5 separate regions of the Homo sapiens genome follow, and all the other regions are linked to region 1. A link is a contact called in ENCODE Hi-C or POLR2A ChIA-PET data. All regions are on one chromosome and are shown on one strand. Each heading gives the region's core, a stretch centred on a gene start or an enhancer-like site at or near the end of the contact. The rest is flanking DNA. Distances are from core to core; before and after follow the strand shown.

What was found. Hi-C counts contacts between places; a loop is a spot of excess contacts on that map. ChIA-PET counts read pairs that join two places held with the same protein, here RNA polymerase II (POLR2A). Pooled maps may share reads with other maps.
Region 2: a pooled map shows a loop between it and region 1 (10-fold over the local background). The contact joins the promoter of SLC25A19 here to the promoter of JMJD6 in region 1. A Hi-C loop is called at or near these places in 1 of 37 single-sample maps with no recorded cell type and 8 of 50 pooled maps. POLR2A ChIA-PET finds 5 or more read pairs at or near these places in 1 of 52 experiments (HCT116).
Region 3: a map of naive thymus-derived CD4-positive, alpha-beta T cell shows a loop between it and region 1 (37-fold over the local background). The contact joins the promoter of GGA3 here to the promoter of JMJD6 in region 1. A Hi-C loop is called at or near these places in 1 of 168 maps with a recorded cell type or tissue (naive thymus-derived CD4-positive, alpha-beta T cell) and 10 of 50 pooled maps. POLR2A ChIA-PET finds 5 or more read pairs at or near these places in 1 of 52 experiments (CD8-positive, alpha-beta T cell).
Region 4: a loop to region 1 is called in a pooled map, with 6 times the contacts of the local background. The contact joins the promoter of TSEN54 here to the promoter of JMJD6 in region 1. A Hi-C loop is called at or near these places in 2 of 168 maps with a recorded cell type or tissue (B cell and tibial artery), 1 of 37 single-sample maps with no recorded cell type and 10 of 50 pooled maps. POLR2A ChIA-PET finds 5 or more read pairs at or near these places in 1 of 52 experiments (naive thymus-derived CD8-positive, alpha-beta T cell).
Region 5: a loop to region 1 is called in a pooled map, with 21 times the contacts of the local background. The contact joins the promoter of TNRC6C here to the promoter of JMJD6 in region 1. A Hi-C loop is called at or near these places in 3 of 168 maps with a recorded cell type or tissue (B cell, CD4-positive, alpha-beta memory T cell and naive thymus-derived CD4-positive, alpha-beta T cell), 6 of 37 single-sample maps with no recorded cell type and 14 of 50 pooled maps. POLR2A ChIA-PET finds 5 or more read pairs at or near these places in 6 of 52 experiments (B cell, CD4-positive, alpha-beta T cell, CD4-positive, alpha-beta memory T cell and 3 more).

Annotation. Positions count from the first base shown.
Region 1 is chr17:76,725,192-76,727,891 of GRCh38, reverse strand. It overlaps JMJD6 (jumonji domain containing 6, arginine demethylase and lysine hydroxylase), which reads left to right and starts at 1,286. Exons shown (of 6, transcript NM_015167.3): 1 at 1,286-1,545; 2 at 2,037-2,425. The coding sequence starts at 1,417. It overlaps METTL23 (methyltransferase 23, arginine), which reads right to left and starts at 1,053. Exons shown (of 5, transcript NM_001080510.5): 1 at 714-1,053. RefSeq lists enhancers at 1-153, 784-1,413 and silencers at 673-1,122, 1,233-1,362.
Region 2 is chr17:75,288,182-75,290,881 of GRCh38, reverse strand. SLC25A19 (solute carrier family 25 member 19) reads left to right here and starts at 1,449. Exons shown (of 8, transcript NM_001126121.2): 1 at 1,449-1,528; 2 at 2,291-2,380. RefSeq lists enhancers at 941-990, 1,031-1,080, 1,171-1,370, 1,803-2,304.
Region 3 is chr17:75,260,338-75,263,037 of GRCh38, reverse strand. It overlaps GGA3 (golgi associated, gamma adaptin ear containing, ARF binding protein 3), which reads left to right and starts at 1,432. Exons shown (of 17, transcript NM_138619.4): 1 at 1,432-1,490. The coding sequence starts at 1,451. MRPS7 (mitochondrial ribosomal protein S7) reads right to left here and starts at 1,159. Exons shown (of 5, transcript NM_015971.4): 1 at 1,055-1,159; 2 at 350-541; 3 at 171-234. The coding sequence starts at 1,137. RefSeq lists enhancers at 373-1,250, 1,047-1,456, 1,927-2,026.
Region 4 is chr17:75,515,278-75,517,777 of GRCh38, reverse strand. It overlaps TSEN54 (tRNA splicing endonuclease subunit 54), which reads right to left and starts at 1,250. Exons shown (of 11, transcript NM_207346.3): 1 at 1,162-1,250; 2 at 868-1,032; 3 at 706-769; 4 at 534-617; 5 at 123-221. The coding sequence starts at 1,217. CASKIN2 (CASK interacting protein 2) reads left to right here and starts at 2,241. Exons shown (of 20, transcript NM_020753.5): 1 at 2,241-2,377. RefSeq lists silencers at 1,012-1,391, 1,782-2,391 and an enhancer at 1,176-1,470.
Region 5 is chr17:77,957,293-77,959,992 of GRCh38, reverse strand. It overlaps TNRC6C (trinucleotide repeat containing adaptor 6C), which reads right to left and starts at 1,290. Exons shown (of 23, transcript NM_001142640.2): 1 at 725-1,290. RefSeq lists enhancers at 355-913, 914-1,473 and silencers at 1,146-1,605, 1,626-1,675.

The sequences.
Region 1 (2,700 bases), core at 37-2,536:
CAGGCAGGGCATGGTGGCTCACTCCTGCAATCCCAGCACTTAGGCAGGCGGGAGGATCACTTGAATCCGGGAGTTGGAGGTTGCAGTGAGCTGTGATCGCGCCACTGCGCTCCAGCCTGGGCGCCAGAGCGAGACAGTGTCTCAAAAAAAAGAAAAGAAAAAGAATTATTATTGAGAGTTTTGTTGTAGCTGTGAGCTTAGAGGAAGAAGCGAGGTCCAACCCAAGAAACACTTTGGGCACCAAATAAAACTGGAAACCCTGATCCCAAAACTCACACAAAAGTGAGAGATAAGGATGAATCAAGAAACCCTTGGACAAGATCAAAAGAAGCATTAGAGGTCAGTCAAGAATGTCACTTTCCTGGCAGGAAAGATTCGATGTGGAGAAAGCCGGCCCGGCGCAGTGGCTCATGCCTGTAATCCTAGCACTTTGGGAGGCCGAGGCAGGAGGATCACTTAAGCTTACAGTTCGAGACCAGCCTGACCAACATAGTGACCAGGGTCACTTCTTGGCAGGGTCTCCAAAATTCTTACTGAGAGACATTTAATGCACCGAAGGGCTTCATATCCGACGTTTTTGCTCCGGGGGTCAACCTAAAGCAGGAAGCTGCGCAGCTGAGCGTCCGCACCCCCGGTCCCTCAGGAACCCAGCCAAGTCAGCCGACATCCGCTCCTGACCTCAGGCGCCTCCTGGCGGGTGCTGCTGCACGCACCTGCGGGACGTGGACCTCCAGGACAGCCCCGTCGGCCCCCGGACCCGGCTCCTCCGAGAATCGAAAGCGCTGGGCCCGGACCCCCTGTCCTCGGAAATCGTGCTCGCCCAGTAGGGCGTCGTTGGGCCCCGGGCGGGCGGGGGACCGCGGAAGGCTCCGGGCTGCCAGACTGCGCGAGCGGGAAGCCGCGGGCCACGTGGCCGTAGCACCTGACGGCAAGAAGGGGAAAGCCCAGATCTGGTGATAACCCTGCCGCGCTGCGAGCGAAGAAAGCCCGGAGCAAGGCGAAAGAGACTCACACGCGCAGAACTGGCAACGGGCGGCTGGCGCGACCGGAAGTGATGGGCACAGCGGCAGCGCGGGAGGGGAGGGGCGGGGCGGGGCGGGGCGGTGACGCAGCCGACGTGACCTTCCCAACATGGCGGAGGCCCGCCGTATGTGAAGGAGTACCCCAGGGGAGCCAAAGCCAATGGAAAACCGCGAGAGGCGTCGGGGCGGGGAAGACGGCGGCCGCTTGCCCAACCCGAGGCTCGGGAGGTGGCTGGGGAGTGAATTTTCTGGAAGGCGACTTTAAAGGCGCCGGGACTGAGCGAAGGGCGTTTGGGTACTGCCGTCGCCGCCGCCCAGGCCGGGGAGGGGTGCGTTAGTGTCAGGAAGCGGGCTGCGCCGAGGTCGTAGCGGAACCAGCTGGCGACCCCGCAGAATGAACCACAAGAGCAAGAAGCGCATCCGCGAGGCCAAGCGGAGTGCGCGGCCGGAGCTCAAGGACTCGCTGGATTGGACCCGGCACAACTACTACGAGAGCTTCTCGCTGAGCCCGGCGGCCGTGGCGGTGAGCGGGTCGGGCGGGGGTGGCCAGGCCGGGCATCGGCACCTCCAGCCGCTACGCACCTTTCTCTGGGCCCGAGGCTGCCCTCGCCCCGAGCGCCCGGGACCTCGTAGAGGCTCACCCGCACCCCGCGGAGTTTGGGGTCCCCGAGGCGCGGATTCCGGGGCGGGTCTGCTTCCTCCCGTGCTGTGGCCGCCCGTCTGCTCTGGCGGACGACGGGAGTCCCACGCCTGTGGCGCTCTCAACTAGAAGGCCCGTCGTCCCTGACTCCTTTGGGCGGCGGGTCCCCTAGGGGACCTGGCTGTCAAGGCTCATGGGGGGTGGCTCTAGGAACGACGTGGCCTCACGCACGCGCCCTGCCCCCACCCCGGAGGAGCCAGACGAGAGTCAACTTCCTTCGGTTTGTCATTACCAGTTGGCCTTGGGGACACCCTTATCTGCCACTGGACTTTTTTTTTTTTTTTAACTGGACAGGTCTTTTTTAATTCCCTCAGGATAACGTGGAAAGGGCAGATGCTTTACAGCTGTCTGTGGAAGAATTTGTGGAGCGGTATGAAAGACCTTACAAGCCCGTGGTTTTGTTGAATGCGCAAGAGGGCTGGTCTGCGCAGGAGAAATGGACTCTGGAGCGCCTAAAAAGGAAATATCGGAACCAGAAGTTCAAGTGTGGTGAGGATAACGATGGCTACTCAGTGAAGATGAAGATGAAATACTACATCGAGTACATGGAGAGCACTCGAGATGATAGTCCCCTTTACATCTTTGACAGCAGCTATGGTGAACACCCTAAAAGAAGGAAACTTTTGGAAGACTACAAGGTGCCAAAGTTTTTCACTGATGACCTTTTCCAGTATGCTGGGGAGAAGCGCAGGCCCCCTTACAGGTAAAGTATTCTGCAGCTAAGTGGTTAAAATCCTTTTCTTTTTTTTTTTTTTTTTTTTTTGAGACAGAGCGTCACTCTTGTAGCCCAGGCTGCAGTGCCGTGGTGCGATCTCGGCTCACAGCAACCTCCATCTCCCGAGTTCAAGCGCTTCTCCTGCCTCAGCCTCCTGTAACTGGGATTACAGGCATGCGCCACCACACCCAGCTAATTTTGTATTTTTAGTAGAGACGGGGTTTCACCATGTTGGTCAGGCTGGTCTCGAACTCCCGACTTCA
Region 2 (2,700 bases), core at 200-2,699, 1.4 Mb after region 1:
GTGGTGCAGGCCTGTAGTCCCAGCTACTCAGGAGGCTGAAGCAGGAGAATCACCTGAACCCGGGAGGTGGAGGTTGCACCGAGCCGAGATCGTGCCACTGCATTCCAGCCTGGGTGACAGAGTGAGACTCTTGTCTCAAAAAAAAAAAAAAAGTTTGAGACCAGACTGACCAACATGGCAAAACCCCATCTCTACTAAAGATACAAAAAATTAGCTGGGCATAGTGGTGCACGCGTGTAATCCCAGCTACTCGGGAGGCTGAGGCAGGAGAATCGTGTGAACCCCAGAGGCAAAGGTTGCAGTGAGCTGAAATAGCACCATTGCACTCCAGCCTGGGCGACAAGAGCAAAACTGTCTCAAAAAAAAAAAAAAAAAAAAAAAAAAAAAAAAAAAAAAAAAAAGAAGAACATTTCTTTCTTTCAGAAAAGTGTAAACACTAATTCATATTTGATATTAAAAGTTTTTTTGGGGGGTCGGAGTGACAGTTTTGTGTGTGTGTGAAGCATAATGTATACGTATTAAAAAGGGAATGCTTGTCCTTTAAAGACACATACTGAAATATTTACTGGTGAAAACACGTGATGGTATTTACTTCAGAATAACGCTGGGCAGCGCGTGCGAGGTAGGTGCAGAAATAGAGGAAACAAGATTGCCCCATGAGTCGCGTAACTGCTGAGGTCGGAGAGCGACTCTACGCGGCTTCATCGGGTTATTCCACTTCTGTGTATCTTGAAATTTTCTACAATAAAAATGTCTTAAAATTGTGCGTCAAAATGATAACACGAATATAAAAATGCAATTAAAAAGTCAGGAGGCAATACTGTCGCGCAAAACCGTGACGCTAGTTGTGTGCGGGCGGTAGGATGAGTCATTTCCTCCTTCCTTTCTATATTTTCTGTCTATATACTTTTAATATTACTTTTATAATGAGAAATACTAAAACTCGGGGTGAGAGGGGGGGACACTCGTGTTTTTGCCTTCCCCGTCCCCGAGGGGACTGTTCTCATCTATTCTCTTCCCGACGTCCTCCAGCTTTTTGCTAGGCTTCCTGCCATCTTTACCAAGTTGAGATTATCCGGGTTCTGGCATTAACAGAGTTTGAGGAAAGCGGGTCAAGTCTACCGCGCCCTAACCTTGGACCCCGCCTGCAGGCTGACTTTCGAGTCACACGCCAGAGCACGGCGACCCCTAAGGTCGCAGCCCGGCTTCGCAAGGCACCTCCTTCTAACGCGTCGGTCGAACTCGCGCGCCCGCGAGCAGCCGGACTACATCTCCCAGGAAGCTGTGCGCCGTCCAGCTGTCCTGCCCTTGGTCGCGAAGGACTACATTACCCGGTGATATCTTGCGGGAGGCGGTTGCCAGACCTCAAGCGCACAACCATTGGTCCAGCGTCTGGCGGGGAGCTGCACGGTGATTGGCCCAGGAGCCCGCCAGTTTCGTCCGAGCTCAGTAGAGTTTTGCTGTTAAGACTGCGCGAGGAGCTAGAGAGAGCGGAGAGCGCTGAGCCGGGCCGCACCCGCCGAGCCGTGTGAGTAACCTCTACCTCCGTCCTTCTCGCCGCCCTCTCGGGGACCAGCACCCTCGCTCCTCAGGGTGGTCGGGAGGGAGCACACGCACCCGGGCGCTCACGAGAGGGCGGGGACTGTGTACACACGTGTCACACCAGACCAGAGAAGCATCTCCAGGGACACCGGCGGCCGAGCCCCGCGCACGCCCTTGAGCACCTGAGCTCCAGGGCGTCCCCTCGGACTCAAGGAGAAAAAACACACCCCGAGGCACACGTGGACACCTAGGTACCCACACGGGGACCTCTGCAGATTTGCTCAGCTGAGCCCTTGGGCACATGGGCACCCGAACACCAGGAAGAGCCTGGTATGCTCCGGTCTCCTGACAGCGATCCAGGACACCTGCCACTCGGGCTTGCTCCTCCTTTCTGCCCAGATGGGCGGGAAACACGCTGCTCAGTGTGACCTGAGCGGTCCCTGGGTAACCCCTGGAGAGGTTTTGCCTCTCAGTCGCTTGCCGCGTGTTTAAACTTCCTCATGGGCGCCTGGGGAGGAGTTCCAGGGTGGGTGAGAGGAGAAAAGGAATTGATGTCTGGGGTGGAGGCTGCCATCCTGTAGGTAGTATCTCCCCTCCTCCCCCACCCCCACCCCCACTACTACAAGTATTCAAGAACTAGGGTAATTCTGAAGGCTAGTTTTAGGGATTTTTTTTTTTTTTTTTTGCCATAACAAATTCAAACAGTATAGAATTATCGACAGGTCTACCTTCCTTTTTCCCTTCTCAGCCCTTCTCCCTGTGATCAGTTACCAACTACCTGTTGATGTGTGTGGTTACAGACTTCTTTCTATGCTTTGTACAACTCTACAGACCGTATGTAGGTATTACTGTTTTTGTTTTTTGTTTTTACAAAAAAGGAAAAAAGTACATCTCCTGGAAGGGATGCTTTTTAGCTGAGCTCTGGTGGATGAGAGGAGCTAGCCTTGAAAAAGTGAGTAGGGGCTGAGAGTGGGGCTGTATTTCAGACGTAGGGAACTGGAGGAGTAGAGGCAAGGCAATTGATAGGAGTGCTCCCCGAGTTTTCCAGGAACTGGGCAGAAGCAGTCAGACCACTCTGGTTAAATGAGGGAAGGGGAAGAGTGGTCCAGAGTGAGGCTGAAGAGGTCAGTAGGTCTGAGTCAGGGGAGCCCAGGAGCG
Region 3 (2,700 bases), core at 183-2,682, 1.5 Mb after region 1:
CAGTTGCTGACTCTTACAGGGCTTCATTAAAGCCCGTACACATGCAGGGAAGTTAATCTGAATAATAGATACATGAATCCATTTGCTCTTAAGCTACACTGAAAGTACCAAGTACAAGGCTACGGGGTAGGGGGGCAAGAAAGATGACTGAGGAGGGAAGTGCTGTTTACCTGAATCATGAGGGATCTGGCCAGTACTTTGTTTCCTCCTATCATCATCATGTTGGTGAATTTACTTCAAAGAGAAAAGCAACACGTTTAGCTCTCCAAGGCTGTATCACAGAATCCTCACCAGAAACCCTCCCTGGGATAGTCCCAGTCCATGTAACAAGTGTTTGTTTCCATCTAACCTGATGACTGGGTCTTCAAACACAGAACTTGTTTTCCCTGCTGGAGCAGCTTTGATGAGCTGAGTCTTCTTGAGCTCCCGAACATATTTCTCCTCCTCAGTTAGCTCCTCCACTGGCTTGCGATAATATTCCTTGTCAATCAAGGGATCCTTGAATTCAGGACTATAGCGGCTCCATCTCACCTGAGTTAGCCTGGGAGGGGGGGAAAGGAGGAGGCAGGCAAAAGCTGACTCCACAAGCGAGTAGGTTTGACTTAACAATAGGCATGACTGCCAACGCGCCGACGAGGGGGAGCGGCGCGGAGACCGCGAGCTAAACCTGAGCCACAACAATTCAGGCCCTTGTCCCAAGTAGGAGGACATTCCCCAAGCAGGCGGGTAAAGTCTCCTCCTGGTCAAGTGCTAACGGTAAGGATGGGCTTGGCGCCTACACACCCATCCCAATTCACAGGCGATCCCAGATCTGAGCTCTTTAGCTGAACCGCACTTTCAGCTCCGCGTTAGAACCCTAGATCAGCCAGACTCCTTAGGCGAGAGGTAGTCACTAAACCTTCGGATTGGCGCAGGGTCACGCAGCTAACTTAGAAGCTTGAATCCAGATACTCCGGCCCCCAGGGCAATGCTCTCTCTAGGGGCCCACGCGGCCTGCCTGTGGCCCCCTTCCTTCCTCGCAGCGCCCCCCCGCCGCTGCTCGCCACCCTCTCACCCTGGAAGCTGCAAGACAGCCCGCCGCACGCCCAACGCCAGGCCCGACCATCCTCGGGCAACCTTCACTGCGGGGGCAGCCATCTTGGCTGGCCACGAGGACCCCACAAGGACTGCCCTCGGCGCGCCTGAGCGAGTGACGGGAAACGGGTGAAAAAGACTCCTCAGGGTCCTAAATCTGCGTTTCTCTCCACTGATCTGGACGTTAGAGTTTTTCACTCCGGGGTCCAAAGGGGAGCGCCAAAAGGAAACCCTTGCCCTCCCTGTATCCGTCGCAGTCTGGCGCGGCCCTCGGTGACGGCACTCACTCCTCTCAGGACCCCATGCAGGCCCCGCCCCGTCTCAGCTCGTGCAGACTCTCGCGAGTTTTGAAGCCGCGGGGCCGGGCGGCTGCAATATGGCGGAGGCGGAAGGGGAAAGCCTGGAGTCCTGGCTCAGTGAGTAGCCGCGGCCGTTTCTGCCTGCCCTCGAGCCGCTGGGCTGCCCCTGTCTTCACCCCCACGTCCCCTCCCCGGGCTCCACGGCGTCGCCTCTTGGCAGCCCACGCCCGGTCTCGCCCTCGCCGCGAGCAGCCTGCGATCACGCCCCTTCCCTATCAGGGCGCCGGGCCCCAGTCCGGCCCCCGCTTCCCTCGCTGCGGCGCGTCCTCTTGCTCTGGCGCGCGGCGGCGTGAACTCGGGCTCCTGTCGGGCACCGCAGGCTCGGGGAAAGGCGACAGCCAAGATCTTCGGGCTGACATGCTTCGGCGCTTTGGGGAGATTGTGGTGGGGTCGCCGCCCGGCGGTGACACCAGGAACCCAGCGCCCCAATCCCTGACTAAGGGAGAAGCTTCGGATTGGGGCTGAGTCTCCGGTAGTGGTGGGTGCTGCCGACTGCGTTCAGTCGCCTGGCAGCTTCAGAATTGTGACCATGTGTTGGAGAAGTGACGGCTTCGCTCAGGCAGAATGCTTGAAGTGAGAATAATATTCCAAAGAGAGCGATGATAGAGAACAGAGAGCTCTACCTTTTTCCTGCAGTGACCACAGAAGCATGGTGAAATCGGTGTCGGGAATTCCCCCCCCACACACATACATATACCCCCTTGAATATCCTAACGAGTCAGTGTTGATAGCCTATTCTGAGTAAGGCTGAGGAGCACAGTCTGAAGCTGTAGTTATAGAAGCGTATTGCTGTCATTGCACTGTGAATTACAGTGCTACGAAGGAAATGTGTGTTAACCTGGTTAGCAGGTAGTACTCTGCCTGAGGGTTAATAAGTGAACTTTCCTGTAGGCTAGACCTGGAAGCCTCCTTTAAGTGGAGAGAGAAATTGGACTGGTAATGGGATAGGTGAGATACCTAGTATTGCCTTGTTCTGAGGTCTCTTATTTAGTACTGCTTCCGGGATCTTGGAGGTGATAGCTATTTCCTCAAATTGTCTGATTTTTCCTAGTAAGAAACCCCCTTCAGGAGGTTGAGCTTCAGTTTAAAGGGGAGCATATCCCAAAAGAGAGAAAAAGTAAGATCACGTTTGCAAAATCTGCAGTTGCAGGCAGGTCATAAGGCTTCTTTATATATGGAAGTGTTCTCCAAGGAGCTCAAAGTACTTTACAGATATTCATTAAATTAGTTTACCAAGTATTCTAGCAAAGCAGGCACTACTGCCATA
Region 4 (2,500 bases), core at 1-2,500, 1.2 Mb after region 1:
ATAGCCCTCGTCTGCCCTGCAGCCCCAGCATGTGACACTGTGCCTGGCACCTTATGGGTACTTGTCAATACTCATTGATTCAGTGGATGGGTGGCTCCCGGAGGCGGGGTGGTGGCAGATACCTGGTACTGCAGGAAGGTCACAGTGTGGTCGGTCAGCAGCAGCTGGTAAGCTTCCTGGATAGACAGTGGCAGGTCTTGGTGGAAGAGGTGGATGGAGCCCTGGAAGTGGGGCCAACAGCTCAGCTTATGAGCCCTCACTACAGTGCCACAGAGGAATGGGGCAACTTCCCAGCTCTGATACCTCCCCCTCCCCCTCTCAGCAGCGCATCAAGAATGTGGCCAACCAGGAAAGTGGGGCAGCATCACTAATGTGGACTGGAATCCCTGCTCCCTGCAACGTACCACCTCCTGCTTTAGAAGTTTGGTTATCAGTTCTCTAAAGACCGGGTTGTGTGTGCTTTTTCTCCGATAAAACGTGTCCTTCCCGTTCTTTGGTCCCAACTCCTTCCCCACCTCCCGGGCCCCACTTACACACTCCAGAAGATACAAGGCCTCTTCCGGGTGAAGGCGCTGCCGGCCCTGCTCTGAGAAGCCCATGGTCTGCCAGAATTTGCCCTGTGTGGGGCCCAGAGCAAGTGTCACAAGGGAGGGAGGGCAGGGAGGGCAGGGAGGGCGGTCCCCGGTCCCCGAGCCCGCCGCTCACCGCGGGAGACTTCAACTCCACGAAGCCCTCTTCTGGCCTCCACTCGGCAGCCACCAAGCTGCCCCTGGCGAGGAGTGGGGAGGGGTCTGCGTCAGTCCATTCCGGAGACCCCGCGGCCCGCCTCGCCCCCGCTTCCCTTACCCCTGGGCCCGCCCCTCTCACAGGCGCTCCACGCGCTGCTCTGCCAGCAGCTGCCAGAGCTCTTCCCGGCACCGGCGCAGCCGCTCGGCCTGAGCTGCCGAGCCGTCGGGCAGAAAGTCCTTGGGGCCATGCGAGCGCTGGGGCAGCTTCTGCGACCGCGAGCGGGCGGCGAAGAGCTCCCGGGCGCTGGGGGAGAAGGGGACGCGGGGTCAGCGCCGCGCATCGGGGGCCGCCTGGCCGGGTCCCGGGCGCCGGTTTCCCTACCCGCGCTGGCCCCGCGCCCCCGACACCCACTCCGGCCGGGCCGCGCCGCACCTGAGCACGCGCCCCGCGGGAACCTCCACGGCCGCGGGCTCGGGCTCGGGCTCCATCCCGCCGCCGCCTGCCGCTGCGCGCGCCGCCACGCCCCGCCCACCGCCGGAGCTCCGCGCTGCCCTAGTGCCCGCCGATCCGCAATGCCGCGGCAGCCCCGCCCCCTGCACCGCCCCAGCCCGCTCTGCGCCCTCCTGATTGTCCCCGGTCCTAGCGCCCGCCCGGAAGCGCACCCCGACGCCGGGTCTGGGAGCTCAGCCCGCAGGTTGCTGGAGATGCAGAAGGCCCCTCTTTTGCCCCTAGCCCTCCTCGGGGCTTCTCTCCAGTAAAGCCTGAGGAGCCGGCGTCTGGAGTGCAGTGCGAATGGTCACACTTGTGACCGCCCCTCTGCAGCCTCGCGCTGCTTAGTCCCCACCGCCCGGGCTGGGCAAGGAGGGCAGAAGGGCTCAGGGAAGGACGAGCGGAGGGTGTGCAAATTCCGACTTTGCAGGCCGAAGGCCACCCGGGAACTGTCAGGAGCGGTCCGGGGAGGTTCGCCATTCCTTCGGTGTCTTCCGTCCGGTCCCTACGGCTGGGCTCCGAAGCCAGGTTTCGAGGGCCGGGGGCGGGAGGCGCTGTCCGGCCCACGACGGTGCTGAAGCGCCACCTCCGCCCGGCACGAGCGCCTCCTCGAGGCTGGGGTCCCCGCACTGGTGCCGTCCGCTAGGTGGTGCCATTGCCCGGCCGGCGGCTGCGGGTGGGCGACGCCGGCCGCAGACGGGGGGTACTGCAAGTGGGGTCCCGCGTCTTGGTTGCCAACCCCCTTCACATTACGTCTTCTCTCCCACCAGTCAGACCCGGGGTGTCTAGCCCTTGGGTCTAAGTCCAGAGCCCCAGGTCACCTCTGCCCCCGCGCCCCCCGCCCCTCCGTTTCACCTGGGCGCATGCGCTGATCCGGTCAGCGCCCCCGGTCCGGGCGGGCACGAGTTGGGGCGGGATCTGGCGCGGATGGGGGCGGAGCCGCCGGTGCTGACTGACAGCCTGACTGCGCGGCCGGGACGGTCCCTCCGTTCCCGATCCGGCGGGAGGGAGGGGGGAGGGGCGGGATTTCCTGCGGGAGGCGCCGAGCCGGCCTTGGAAAAGGAGAAGGAGAAAGGGGGGCAGGGGGGAGTGGGAGCCACCGTCCTGAGTGCCAGGGACCGAGCAGGGCCAGCCGGACCCCGGCGGGCGGCCGGGAGAGGTGAGGCTGCGGGGCCCGCGCTGGGGGTCAGCGCCCCTGGGGGCGGGCGCAAACTAACTTTTCTTGCGGGGTCGGCGGGCACCTCCATCTCCCCGCTCCTTCCGTCCTCCTCGCGCCCCTTTT
Region 5 (2,700 bases), core at 41-2,540, 1.2 Mb before region 1:
TGCCAGTTATTTCTTCCCCAGGTTAACAGGCAGGGAACCCCCACATCCACATCTGCACATTTTCATAGCTACGAATCAATTAATTAAATCTCGTCCTCAAGGTAAAGGTGCAAAGGAGGCACCGCTTAAAGCAGAGGCGGCAACCAGGCGCTCGGGTTACGTTATCTGATAACAGGACAGATGTTGTACGGCTCGTTTTCCTCATACGCATTACTCCGCAGTCCGCAGCACCGTTAGAAAATCCACCTGATTTCAGAGCCGCAGAGCGCCCAGGGGTCCTTCTCCGCCCACCCGCAGCACGCCCCGGGTTTTTCTCTTCCCCCAAACAACGGCACCGGGCTCCTGCACCAAAACACGGCGGGTTCGCGCCTGCCATCACCAGTGCAAAATCTGCGGGGGGCTGCCCGGAAAGGACCGAATTTCACCGCTGCATGAGTTTTAAAAGGGAGGGGGCACATCCATCTTCAGCCCTCCATTCCACTCCCGTTTGATTGTGATGCACACCGGGCGTCTGCACAGCCCCGTCTCACACTAGCACACACGCGCCCCGGCCCCGGCCGCTTCCCGCCGCTCCCCTCAAACCCGGCCGGCCCGGGGCCTGGCGCCGCACGCGGGTCGCTAGGGGCCAGCGCCCGCCCCGGCTCGGCTCGGCCGAACAAAGGGCCCGCGAACCTCCCGGCAAAGTTGCGGCTGCGGCGAGGAGCGGGCGGACTGCCGCGCTCACCTGGGCTCCGTCCCCGGCGGCGGCGGCGGCTCCGCGGGGCTCCGGTGGCGCGGGCCTGGCGGCGGCGGCGGCACGAACAACCGCCCGAGGGCCTCGGGAGTGCGCGGGCGGCGGGGGCCCGCTCAGCGCCGGCGCCACGGACTCAGGTCCCGGCGCGGGCGGCGGCGGCGGCTGCGGCGGCGGCGCGGGCGAGTGGGCGGCGGCGCGTCCCGGCAGGTCCAGGTCCGGCCCCGGCAACGCCGCGACGCGTCCTCCTCCTCACGCCCGGCGGGATGCGGCTCCGGCGGGGTCCGGGTCCTAGGCGGCGGCGGCGGCGGCGGTGGCAGCTGCGGACGGCTGGGCGCGGGGCCGCTCCGCTCCCTCCGCCTCCGGCTCGGGCGGGCCCGCGGCTACTGCGACGGTGACGGCGGCGGGAGCGCGGCGGGCGCTGGGACTGCCCTGTCAGGGGGCGGCCCGGGCGGCGCTCAAGACTGCGCGGCGGCGGGGCCGGCGGCGGCGGCTACGGCTCCCGGGGCCGTCGCGCTGAGGTGCGGAGCTGCCACCGCGGCCATCTTGTTGCTCTAACTGACAAGAACCCCCCTCCCCCCGCTTCAGCCAGACGGGGCGCTCGCGCCCCCTTCCCCGCCCCGCGTTGGCCTCCAACAGGAAGTCGTCCCGGCCCCTAGCACGTGACTCCCACCGTATCTGCATACCGGAGGGCGAACTGGCCAATCGGCACTCTGCACCTGAGCTCCTCCCCCGCGCGCCCCTCCCGGCCCATTGGCTCCTCGGCCAGGCCACGCCTCCTCCTTTCCCCTTAATACCCGCCCGCGCTGTGGTTCCCTGCACCGCGCGGGGAGCGCGCCGGGGTGCGAGCGGTGCGCGCTCCGAGTGGCCGGGACGCGCGCCAGTCCTGGGAGCTTGCACTGCTCGGGGGGGTTACGTGGAGACTTGCGTGGTGTCCTTTACCGCCGCCGCCTGCCCTCCGGTCCCTGGGCGCTGTGGCTCCGCGTTAGGGTGCTGGCGGGAGGGGTGCCGATCCGGTTCTGCGCGTCCGGTGGGTTCTCCGGGCCAGCGCCCCGCGGCGCCCGGGCTTTATGCTGTAATTGCGCCCGGCGGCGCCCGGCGCCCGCACCGGCGCGCGTCTCGCCCGTGCCGTGCACACGCCCTGCACCGCCCCACTTTGCACACGCACACGCACACGAGTCCTTGGGGCCCTGGAGCATCGTGCTCGCCTCGCGCCTCCCGGCCCGCCCTTGCGCTCAGTCGCTCCCCAGGGAGCGCCCAGCTGCGAGCAAAACAAGCCTCGCTGCGAAACAGTCCCCCGGGGAGACAGCCCTTTCCCCGGAGCACAGACACCACACCTTCACCGCGCAAGCCTTCGGTCCGGGCCGAACCCGGGCGCTCCGGCGCCTACGCACCCCACGATTCCTCCCCGGTGCTCCGTACGCCGCCGTGATCCTCCATTCCACGGCTCCTCGATATCCATTATTCATTAGTGGTAGGTAAGGTCAGGCGCAATGTGCAATTCGAAAAGTCCCTTTTTAACTTTCGGTTCAAGCCAGGAGAAGATTTTGAAACCAAGAATTTTCTCCATTTTCATGCAAGGTCGCAGAAGCAGGCTAGCTTTTCCCCCATCGTTCAGTGGAGGATCAGCAGTGCTACTTGGAAGTTGGTATTGGAAGAGGCCATTCCCTGTCTACGTGTCCCTGTCTTGAAGAGGAGATAATAACACACTAGTACTTTCGCAATGCAATTTTGTTACCGCAAGTGTCATGCTTTGAAACGACTGTGGATGAAAGAGACAAATTCCCCGCTCTCGTTTCCCTTCAGGGTCCCATGAGCTCCTTTCTTCTTACTGCCATATTTTAAGCCCTCCGGTAGTCAGATTCACAACCAGCCTCTAAAGGGTCGTCAAATGTCTGTTGTATCGTGTTGTGTATTTCCCCTCCCGAGAACCCACATCCCTTAGAAGGATCTGAAGGCAGAGGGAGCTG